Linked DNA regions of Homo sapiens: regions 1, 3 and 4 are each linked to region 2. The links are chromatin contacts, found by Hi-C or POLR2A ChIA-PET in ENCODE. All regions are on one chromosome and are shown on one strand. Each heading gives the region's core, a stretch centred on a gene start or an enhancer-like site at or near the end of the contact. The rest is flanking DNA. Distances are from core to core; before and after follow the strand shown.

Region 1 (2,700 bases), core at 124-2,623, 1.4 Mb after region 2:
GAAGTGTTTTGAGAGACAGTGTCTAGGGGAAAAATTATCTTATACTGTTGAGTGGTAGTGGTGGAGAGGGAAAAATTTTGAGATCTCATCTCCTCTAGCCAGGCCTATACTCAGTGATCATTTTTTTCTGAGAAACCCGGATTATTTCTATTTTTAAAGCACTTGACTTGAGTTTCTCAATGGATCAAATGTGCCCTCTGATAATTGTCCCCATCCCTTAAGAAGAAATCATCTTCTGTGAGATGTTTCGTAAAACTTTTGCCCTCGGTGGCTGAGAGGTTACCTTCTGGGAAGGCTGAGCACTAATGGCTTGTTTACAAGGCTGGCCTCACTAAGCCAAGGAATCTTGTCAAATTTTGGAACAGAAGCCTAGAGGGAAATAGAGAACATTTTACAGAATATATCACACTTAAACATTGCTATCATTACGATGGCCAAAGTCAGCTAATAGCAGCCATATAGTGAACACTTTACAAACCATTTTTATATTTAACTCTTTAACCATCCTATAAAGTAGCCAAGTGCAAATAATGTCATCTCCATTTTACTGATGAAGAAATCAAAGCTCAGGTAGTGTGATTTGCCTTGAGTCACTGAGCTAGTAAATGGGTCATGTTTTCTGACTTTTATTTCCACTGTATCCTGTGTTTTACTACATCCCTTTGTTTCTTTATTACTTCCTTCTGTTTATATATCCTTTAATATTTCCATGAACTCAGTTTAATTAGCAATCTTGTCCTCACTTCTTTTAGGAGGTAAAGAGGAAAAAAACCAAGCTTTGAAGCTATAGACAACTGGATATTGATCTCTGTTCATCTACTTCCCAGGTGCCTGTCTTTGGACAAATACAACTTATCTGAGCCTTAGATTTGTCCTCTTTGAGGGGGGAGATGATATAATCAGTGTAAAGGTCAATGCACCAAAAAAGAGAGTTTCATGAGAGCAGCAATTTTTGTGTGTTTCATTCACGGCTGTATCATGAGCACCCCAAGCATGGCTTGTTACATGCAGGCATTCAATCAGTATCTGTGGAATGAACGCATGGATGCACGGGAAGTCCCAGCTGAGGGCCTGACTTAATAAAGGAGCGCAACAAAAGCGGCCATTATCTCTCACCTACTGGCCCAGCCTCTTTCCTTGTCCTCTCTTGCCTTACCCAGTCCTTCAGATGGCACATCCCATCTTTCAATAGGGGATTGCTGGGGATTTGCCTTCCTAGGCTCAGAGCATTCGGGTTTGGGCCAGTCTCCAGGAGAGGAGACCGGAGGTCCTTCGAGCAGCCAGGAGGGGGCAGCAGTCACGTCGCGATGGTTCCAGCCGGGGAAGGGTGCCCTCGCTAAGGAGATTGCGGCGGACCCGGAAGTGCTTGGCCACAGTCGCAGCCCCGGCGCCCCGAAGCGGGAAAAAGGCTGGGTGCCGCCGTCCCCCAGCTGCGCAACCCTAGGAACTCTCGGGTAGGTGGGTTCCGTGTAACGGTCAGTGTTTCCGGGGCTCCTTTTCCTCTGCTGCCTCCCGCAGACCCAAGGCTGAGTGAGGGGCGGCGGCGGAAGTGGGAGGCCCACCCAAAAAGCCAAATGGGGTGCCAGAAGAGTGAAGGCGCACCCTGGGGTCACCCTACCCTACCCCGTCCCCTCCCAGCCCCACTCTGCGGGCGGGCGCTGCCCTTTTGGGCGTCGCAGACCCTCCAACCCCGGCGGCGGCCTTAAGATTCCCGGGCTGGGATCCCTGCTGCAGAGGGGGTAACGGTGTCTGGCTTGCCAAGCAATATTTGTTGTGGTCTATCATGGAAGAAATAAAGTCGGGCAATATGAATTTTTTTTTTCTCAAATTTGCCGGATGGCTGTGGTGTTTCTGACTCTTAGTTTTCTCATTGTGAAAAAGGAATGATTATCTTCTTCGATCCTCTCAAGAGTTTCCTTGTTTTGAGTAGATTGATAGCTCTTTAAAGGATGCTAAGCTCAGCTAATGGAAGAAGAGTCTAGTTTCTTTGAGGCTTTGATTTTGGTTAAACTATAGAGCTCATACCTTTCTGTATGGTGCAGCTTACTATTGTCTTTGGATTGGTAACTTAAAAAATACAAATAACATGCCTTTGAGAACCAATAAAAACTATGGATATTATCCCTATAAATTTACACAAATCCAGATATAAGCATGCAATGTGATATACCTAAGGGATATGTGAACCACTGAGTTAAGAACTGCTTTAGAGGGAGATACAATGTGAGACACAGGCTTTGGGATAAGACTTTGGTTTGAATCCTGGCTCTGCTCTGTTACCTTAGGGCAAAGTTACTTAAGCATCTTGAATCTCAGCTTTTTTACCAAAGCAGGACTAATACTAACTTACAAGGTGGTGAGGATTAAGTGAAAGAAGATACATAAGGCACTTAGCACATAGTAGGTACTCAATAAGCGATAGCTAACAGATGTCTATTATTATTCAAGGAATTATAATTTTCAAATCTGAAATGCAGTTTTAATGTCCCATAAGGTGACTACCACATACATTTTTCTCAGACTTTTAGTAAACTGAGTTGATTTGACTTTATCTCAGTACTACTCTTGACCTTTCACAACTTTCGTAGGTTCACAGTCTCTCTTTTTCTAGGAACTTGGCTGTGTTGTCCTGCCTCAGAGACAAATTCATCTATTGTAGGCCTAGCCCCTGCCTTTGAAAACAAGGAAAGGTTGGTAGAA
Region 2 (2,700 bases), core at 44-2,543:
CTTAAGAATCAGAGCCCCCCCCACAAAAAGACTTTGGTTATAGGGCTGTGAAGCAAACTCTAGGAAAAATCCCACAGCTGTGCCAGGATTCAACCAAGATGCAGAGAATGTGAAGTTCAGTTGTCAAAATTAGGAAAGCTGGGTAAATCTGCCAAATTCGAAGTTGGCAATTCCGAGGTGGTGATGAATACTTCCATCCTGAAACTTAGTTCTCCAGATCCGATGAAAAAATACAGCATTTACCAAGTATGCCAACATTTTTCCATTAAAATATTTTTAAAAAATGGCTGAAACACTAAACCTGAAGCTGTATACAAGATAGTTGAAAGTACAGTTTCAACTACTGAAAATAGTTTGTATAAATCCGAACAGGAAGACATTTACTTAAGCCCAATGTGCGTTCACTTATCTATATATTACATAGTTACACCACACCTGAAACTTCAGGAACTTACTCTGCCAAGCTCACAGTACTGCCCCGCATTAACAACACACTTATTAAATAGGGAAGTGTATACACTGTTTTCAACAATCAACTTTAGCCAATCTGACCTTTTTCCAAAGCGTTATTGTTTGTTTTGAAACTTTTAATCCAATAAGAGCCTCTGTCGATGCCATCATGAATTCAGATGTGTTTATTTTGGAGCCTACACCAGCGCCTTTTTTGTTTGCTCTTTCCGGCAATTCCCCAGTGAGGAAGCCCCTGGAGGAAAGTCTTTCGCTACCGTCGGCACTGGAGGGGTGAGAGCTGTAAAAGGGAGAATTGGGAACGGCATGGGGTTGGCCACTCCAGCACTTGAGCAGCTTTCTTCTGCGTTAGGAAGCCTGGGGAGAGGGGAACTGGCTAAAGGGCAAAATGTCACTGAGGAACTTCGGAGAAGATGGGGACAAGGCGTCGGGCGGGGGAGCCAGCGCTCAGGTGAGAACTAGGAAGGGGGCGGCGCCCAGGGACCGGCTCCAGGCGGCGGCGGGCGGGGAGCTGCCAGGAGGTGGGTGTGCGTATCTGGGTGTGTCCCGGCTGCGGTGGGGGAGGGGGCCGCCCTTCCCGGGGTCCTGAGGGAGGGGCCCCGCGAGGGGGCGGGTCCGGCAGATCAGCCCGGCCGGGGGCCAAGGGGGTGGAAGGTCGCCCGGTGCCTGGAGGCGGGGTGAAGGAAAGTAGCTGAGCGCCCCAGGAGCGCGCTGCGGCGGAGGGCGGGCGAGGTGACCCCGGTGCAGGGAAGTGGCACTGGGGTGTGGGGCCCGAGTCCAGTCAAGGAGCAGCACCTACCTCCGGGGGTGGAAATGGGCCGGAATGGGCCGGAACACCGTCCCGGAAGTGAAATCCCCCACCCCCTCCCACGGAGCGGGCGACGTGCCGGAAGGAAATCACTCAGCCTTACACCGCCCCCCCTTCCCCCATCCCCAGAGCTTTCCTTGCCTCGCGCCCCCTCCCCTCTCTGCTCTTCCTCCTCAGTCGGGAGGAGGGCGGGAGCACGGCATCACGTGGACGGTCATGTCTCTGCCCACAATGGCGAGGAAGGGCGGGGAAAAGGGGCGGACTTAAGGGGTGGGAAGAAGGTGATACTGGATGAGAGGAAGATTGAGGGAGGTTAGGGGGAGGAGCCGAAGCGGACGCTGCCGGGAGCGTGCGTCGTGACGTCATCAAAAGAACTCTTATATACAGGAGCCCAGGCACCATACTGTCTTTTCGAGGTAGGAGTCGACTCCTGTGAGGTATGTTTTATCTTTGCGAATGTTGCGGGTTTTGGGGCGCTCCAGCCTTTGTCTGCTAAGGTCACCCTGAATTGACTGGGACTTCTAAGCCAGTCGCGCGCCTTTGCAGGGCCTACAAGTTGAGGATGGTGGGGGATTGCACATATGGTGCATGCGTGACCTAAGCTGCGACTATGTTAGAGTAGAACTGCGGAGAAGCCTCGGCTCTCGTGCCCTGCCTCTGATGAAGCCTGTGTTGGTAGGGACATCTGAGAGTAATGATGAATGCCAACCGCTCTGATGGTGGCACATGCCGAGTCACCCGAGTAAGCTATTGTTAAGGGCCGTGACCCGAGCCTCCATCAGCCGTCCGCTCTCATGAAAGGCTGTCGGTGGTAGTCCACGTGCTTAAGTGCCTGCATTCCGCAGTGTCACCAATATTTCCATTAGTGTTTCTTTTTTCTTTTTTGAGACCGAGCCTCGTTCTGTCACCCAGGCTGGAATGCAGTGGCTCGACATCGGTTAATGGCAACCTCCGCGTCCCGAGTTAAGCAGTTCTGCCTCAGCCTCCCAAGTAACTGGGACTACAGGCGCGCGCCACCATGCTAGGCTTTTATATTTTTAGTAGAGACGGGGTTTCACCATGTTGGCGAGACTGGTCTTGAACTCCTGACCTCAGGTGATCCACCAGCCGTGGTCCCCCAACATACTGGGATTACAAGCCGTGAGCCACCGCGCCCGGCCGCCATCGGTGGTTCTTAACTGCGGGTGCAGTGCTTCTTTGTAACATTAAGTGTATCCTTTACCTGTCGCTAGATAATGAATGGTATGTTACCTGCATCATTGGTTTAAAAAGACGAACCGTTTTTTTAAAGAACACTCTTTAAAAAAAAGAACCGTGGAACAATGAATTAAAATCTGTACCTGATCTCTTTAGGTATGGTGCTGGGTGCAGATGCAGTGTGGCTCTGGATAGCACCTTATGGACAGGTAAGAATTGGGGAAAGT
Region 3 (2,700 bases), core at 40-2,539, 1.2 Mb after region 2:
ATTTCTTATTGTCTTTCCTGGGTGATTTTCTGCTAATCTTCAGTCCCTCTTCCCTCCCTGGAGTTTGGGGGAAGGTCAGTGGTGTAAATTATAGACTGATAAGCCCCTGCAAAGCCAGGCAACCTAATCAACCACTCCACCAATACTTCCTGAGCACCTGGCACCAGGTACCATTGTGGGGATATAATGAAATGGAAAATATTCCATGTCCTCAAGGATGTTACACAGCTACCAGGGGTGGAAAGATTGTCTGTAGCTCTCAGACGGTAAAGTAGCTATAAAGTTCATGGGAAGTCTAAGCATAACACGTTTCTGAAGCTCATGCCACGCCATGTGCTCTACCGCCATGACCCAATCTGTTTGAAATGTTTAGGCAGTCTGCCTGGAAATCCTGCTAGCATGTGGCCAGTGCAGGTCATCAAGTCACCAGGAGCGGGCAAGGGAATGGTGCAAGGCTAAGAGCTCTTTGGTTCTACCGTGGCTTATTGAGTTCCTGTGGCATAAAGCTCTACACTAACTGCTTCAGGGAGGCAAAGAGGAACAAGTCAGTCTAGGAACCCTGATTGTCCACGGTCAGAAAAACAGCACTGAAGCTGAGAAGTTCTTATGTAACAGTAACTACATTAAAAAGAGAAAGTGCGAGAAACACTTTAAGAAGACTCCAAATTAGTACTGTGTTAAAGAAGAGAGATGGCATATTTAGACTGGAGAAGGAGGAAAGAACAGAGTTGGGAACTGAAGAAATATTTCATGGGGAAGGCTGAATTTGACATGGGGCTTAAAGAATTATTATCTCCATTTATTTTAGCTTTATTTTTAAACAAATAACAACAACAAAACCTTTGGGCACATTTTATTGGAAGCATCATATGAAGAAAATTACCAATTAAAGAGAAATGGTCAATCTGGTAAGTGACCTGAATCCTCGTTGCTAAGTTTGCTCAGAACCCTCTGGGCATTCCTGCCAGCCTGGCTTAGTCTGCTCATGGAGCTGCAACCACAACAGACCATCCTGTTCCTCAACCAGCCCTCCCTTAAAAGGCAAGGCACACACATGCTATGCCCTTGGGTGGATATTTATCCACAGCCAACCTTCCAGGGCACAAGCTTCACAGGCAGTCACCTGCCGCCCAAGGCTGCTCCTCTCCTCATGCAGGATTCTACCCTGGTTACTTTCCTTTGGAGAGGCTCTGACATAACGAGAATCAGGGTTTCCAGAGATGAGACAGATCAGAGACTGATCTGCCCACAGCACTCTGCGGTCTGGGCTCGAGAGCTCAAGCGTTCCAGAATGCAGTGGAACATGTGTGTACTCCACCAAGCAACAGAAATTCAGCCGTCATCTTGTTCCATAGGGCAGCAACATGCAGGGCAGAGGGAGAACCACTCCTGGGTCTTCTAGAAAACCAAGCCAGCCTCAGTCACACTCACAGGGGATCTCAGAATGTTAGACAAAGGAGGCTTCACACACCGGAAGCCCAGGCAGCAGAAGCCAGACACAACCACAGCACACAGAAAGTCAAAGATACTGGGTAGATATAGAGCAGTGCCAGGAGTAGATTTTAGTGTTTGATTTTTGTCGATTATAAGTGTGCATCCTGTTTATCTGCCTAGTGAAATGCATAGAGATAAGTCCCAGCCTGTAGATATAAAGGACGTGTTTCATCTTTTTTCATGCATGAGTGTGTGTATGAATATGCAAACAGAATGAGTGTATTGATGTCTCACAACCAGGTAAAGTTGCATTCCTGTGACTCACTGAAAATGTAAGACATTTCACACTCATGAATAACCAGCCCCCAAACCACAGGACACAAACCATGTCCTTTTACTTGGTTTTCAAATAACCTCATGCATAGTTTTGTGCTTTGAGAGCAGAGGAAAGAAACTTTCTTATTGGAAAAGGAAAAGAAAAACAGAGGACAGGAGAATTCTTCTCCCACCAAGCAGCTCCTTCCTTGAAGATCTTTCCAAAGAGACTGTTCATTTAGTCAACAAAGATCCGTGGAAAATTTAAGAATATGCAGAAACCCTCAATTTACTCACTATCTAGTGGGGGATATGGAAAAGTAACTATAAACTTTAAAAAACAGTTATAACCGTATGGTAAGAGTAGACACAAGTACCTTACAAGCAAGGAGGGCGGTCATCAATTTCACACTTGCAGGATCACAGGTGTCAGAGGTTGTAACCCTCAAGCTAGGCCCCCAAGTGATACAATAGGTAGAAGGCAGTTAAGCTGAAAGGAAAAAGAGTCATTCAAGGCAGACAAGAGAGCATGAAAAGAGAGCAAGATATGTTGTGCAACCTGCCAGCTAGGGTTCACCTGGCTTTATTTTTCTCTATGGTACTTAGTGCCATCTGATATTTTACACAATTCTTTGTTTATTGTCTGTCTCCAACTACAATGTAAGCCCCCTGAGGGCAGGGACTTTGTTTTACTCTCTGCTACATCCCCAGAACGTAGAATAGACTTGGTACAAGGAGGCATTAATAAATACTTGCTGAATGCACAAATGTTAGAGAGGAGTGAGAAATGAGGCTGGACTGCCAGGCAAGGTAGCCCCCGCAGGTCATGAGGGCCTTGTGTGCTGTGCTAATGCGTGTGGATGTTACCTTGGAGATCTAGAATAGTGTTCACAAGCTAGCAGCCCACAAGCTAAACACAGAAGTGTTTTGCTTGACCAATAACAGGTTTTT
Region 4 (2,700 bases), core at 122-2,621, 1.3 Mb before region 2:
TCTGTAAAAAATAAATAAATAAATAAATAAATAACTTATTTTCCTCTTTTTCTAGCCATTTTTGGCGTTTCAGGCTGGATGGTGGGTTTTCTCTTTGGCCTTTCAACTCAGAGCCACGTGGTTTCTCCTGAATAAACAGAAAGGAATCTCTTGAATCTCAGTTGTGACAGTTGGTTGCAGCAGTCATTTTAATGCCCACTTGGAGAAGCCAAAGGACACCCATACTCAGGCACAGTCGATGGAGGGCAAGTCCTGGTTCAGCACCTGGCACCTGGTACCTGTGTACCTGGCAAATACAGTCGAGGGAACAGCATTTCAGGCCCTTGTCAGGGAGGACCTCCCAGGATGACACTGAGGAGGCCCCTGAAATGATCCACAGCCAGGTCCTGGCATCCCCCTCTTTTCCCACCCACAGTATCCCTGGAGGCACTGAACAAGCTCTGAATCATCAGAGCTTTGTGTCTGGAGTCCCCTATTCAAAGGGGCGCAGGTCTTTTCATTTCCTAGCATCCCATGTGCTCGGAACTAGAGCCAAGAGATCTGAATAGAAAGTAGATGGAGAGCAGCTGAGGATGAGAGGGAAGAACCCCTGAGAACTTTTTGAAGTCAGCTTTCCCCTCCGTCATTTGCTTGTGACAGACAGCTCCTGGGGCGCAGTTTTCCTTAGCGCCTCCAGGCAGCAGAGACAAAGACTCTTCTGAGATGTCACCTGCACCCCTTGGAGCAACCGGCGTTGGCTAGAGGGGACTGTCATGCTCATTTGTCCCGATAAGACATCGGAGCCTTCACCCAACCTGCCGCATGGTATCCCTCTCCAACGCCTCCCACCCCTTCCAGGAAGGCCCTCTATTTAGGCAGCTGTTTTCCCTGAAGCCGGGTTTGCCCGGAGTTCTGTGTCCCATTCCTGGAACACTGGTGCGTCTGTGAGAGACACCGGGGCTGGCTCCGCAGCCGCTGTGTCCTGAAGGAGGCGTGTTCCGGGACTGAGGGGGCAAGGACACGTAATGGCGGGGGGCGGGGAGTGGGGAGCCACCGGCGGGAAGACGGGGAGGGAGGGCGCGTCTGGGGCGTGTGCGCCCAAGGCCAGAGGCACCCGAGGTGGGCTGGCCCAGGGTGGAAAGCCTGGGCCGAGCCCCTGGAGCGGGCGGAACGGCGAGCCAGATTCAGGAAGTTGTGCCTGTGACATCAGGGGCAGGACAGAGTTGGAGCGAAACCTCAACTATGCCAGGCGTCGGCCCGTAGGAAGGCAGGGAACACAGAGGGCGCTGCCCTCGGCGGCAGCGGCAGGTACGCGCGGGGGTGGAGCGGGGCGGGGCGGGGCGGGGCGGGCGGCTCCCACGACCTTGGCCGGCGCCGGGGCCCTACACGCCAGACCTGGCTCGGGGTGGGAGTGCAGAGGCAACCAAAAAGGAACCCACACCTCCCTCCAGGGCCCGGGGCGCTGTCAGACGGGGCAGCAACCAGGAGATTCCCTGGGCCTGCAGGAAGCCCTTCCGCGGACCGAAAGGTGAGTTTCAGGACTTTCTGTTATGTTTTTTAAAAATACATTTTTAAGCGCCCTCTGTTTGGAAGAAGACGCCCAGTCACTCCTGTCTTTAGAAGGATGAGACCTGCCCCAGAGATACAAGGAATTATTCCTAAGTAGCCTCTTGCGCCTTCACAACTTTAGTTCTGGTGTGTTTCCCTCCTTCGCGAGGACTCTCAGGAGTCTTCCTCTCTGCGCCTGGGCTGAGTCCACATGAACTCCTCGGAGGTCGGCGGTGGAGTTACCTTACTCCAGCTGCCGGTAGGAGCGCTTTGAAGGGGACACATGGAAATTCTGTTTTTTACTGAGAAAGCTAAGGCCTGAGACCCTCCGGAAAGCATCGCGGGCTTAGGTGTTTCTAAACCATTCTAGGTGAAGCCAGATTTTCTCTGGAGCTAAGGAACTAGCCAAAACGAAAATATGGCGTGGAGCCAGGGGCGGAGAGGAAACCTGTTTGCTATTCTGAGAGTTTCCAGGGAGCTTGCTGTGACACAGATTACTTCCTAACTTCTTTGACTCTCAGTGGTCCCACCCCCAGACCCCCCATCCCACCCATGAAGGTAGAGTGGGGGACATAATAGGACCTGTTTCCCTAACATTCTGAAGAGCTTTACGGGATTCATCATATGATAATAGAGTTAAGTAAACTATAGATGATAGCTAGTGGGAAGACCAGTCCTGCCTAACCGAAAGGGAAACTGAAGCACAGACAAGCACTCACCCTAATTTAACAGAACACCGGCAGCCAGCATGCCATGCTACTTAGCGGGATTGTGCCACCGATTGCGTTATACGAGGAAGGGAAGGAAAAGACCACTGGAGCATCTTGGAAGCTCCTCCCTTCTAAAGCAGTTGCATTTCATTTGCTCAGCTACAGCTCATAAGGACCTGAAGCTAATTTTAAGGAACCCTCATTCTGAAGTTCTGTTAGATAATGGGAGAGCCTTGAGTTACAAAGAGCAGGACTTAAACATAGCATTGATGCAACCTGTTCCTAACCCTTTTGCAAATGGTTTGCAAGTTCTATCTAAAGACTTCTGCAAGCGTCTTACCAGCCTTTAAACTGGTTCAGTTGCATCAACCACTTAGTCTGATGTGCCTGCCCTTCACCCAGTGCTGGGCTGGAGAGGCAGCTGTACAGGAAAATCTGACCAAGTCTTTCCTTTTGTCTGAAA

Evidence for each region. Hi-C counts contacts between places; a loop is a spot of excess contacts on that map. ChIA-PET counts read pairs that join two places held with the same protein, here RNA polymerase II (POLR2A). Pooled maps may share reads with other maps.
Region 1: a loop to region 2 is called in a map of naive thymus-derived CD4-positive, alpha-beta T cell, with 5 times the contacts of the local background. The contact joins the promoter of PIGC here to the promoter of ZBTB37 in region 2. A Hi-C loop is called at or near these places in 1 of 168 maps with a recorded cell type or tissue (naive thymus-derived CD4-positive, alpha-beta T cell) and 9 of 50 pooled maps. POLR2A ChIA-PET finds 5 or more read pairs at or near these places in 1 of 52 experiments (CD4-positive, alpha-beta T cell).
Region 3: a pooled map shows a loop between it and region 2 (4-fold over the local background). The contact joins the enhancer-like site here to the promoter of ZBTB37 in region 2. A Hi-C loop is called at or near these places in 6 of 50 pooled maps.
Region 4: a loop to region 2 is called in a map of ascending aorta, with 7 times the contacts of the local background. The contact joins the promoter of KIAA0040 here to the promoter of ZBTB37 in region 2. A Hi-C loop is called at or near these places in 3 of 168 maps with a recorded cell type or tissue (ascending aorta and naive thymus-derived CD4-positive, alpha-beta T cell), 2 of 37 single-sample maps with no recorded cell type and 13 of 50 pooled maps. POLR2A ChIA-PET finds 5 or more read pairs at or near these places in 1 of 52 experiments (CD4-positive, alpha-beta T cell).

The regions. Positions count from the first base shown.
Region 1 is chr1:172,442,742-172,445,441 of GRCh38, reverse strand. PIGC (phosphatidylinositol glycan anchor biosynthesis class C) reads left to right here and starts at 1,373. Exons shown (of 2, transcript NM_153747.2): 1 at 1,373-1,454; 2 at 2,612-2,700. It overlaps C1orf105 (chromosome 1 open reading frame 105), which reads right to left. Exons shown (of 7, transcript NM_139240.4): 2 at 284-369. RefSeq lists enhancers at 985-1,294, 1,018-1,541.
Region 2 is chr1:173,866,973-173,869,672 of GRCh38, reverse strand. It overlaps ZBTB37 (zinc finger and BTB domain containing 37), which reads right to left and starts at 1,293. Exons shown (of 5, transcript NM_001122770.3): 1 at 1,268-1,293; 2 at 553-748. It overlaps GAS5 (growth arrest specific 5), which reads left to right and starts at 1,684. Exons shown (of 12, transcript NR_002578.4): 1 at 1,684-1,713; 2 at 2,630-2,682. It overlaps SNORD74 (small nucleolar RNA, C/D box 74), which reads left to right and starts at 1,928; the gene lies at 1,928-1,999. RefSeq lists an enhancer at 15-1,214 and a silencer at 849-1,258.
Region 3 is chr1:172,638,065-172,640,764 of GRCh38, reverse strand. No RefSeq gene overlaps it. Among named protein-coding and RNA genes, the nearest start is that of FASLG, 20 kb to the left of the region's middle. RefSeq lists an enhancer at 1,029-2,228. Within about 2 kb of position 1,289, at least 6 of the 41 ENCODE cell types and tissues checked have a DNase peak (open chromatin) inside an H3K27ac peak, as active enhancers do.
Region 4 is chr1:175,191,447-175,194,146 of GRCh38, reverse strand. KIAA0040 reads left to right here and starts at 1,371. Exons shown (of 4, transcript NM_014656.3): 1 at 1,371-1,507. RefSeq lists enhancers at 709-818, 1,539-1,688, 1,929-1,978, 2,119-2,168.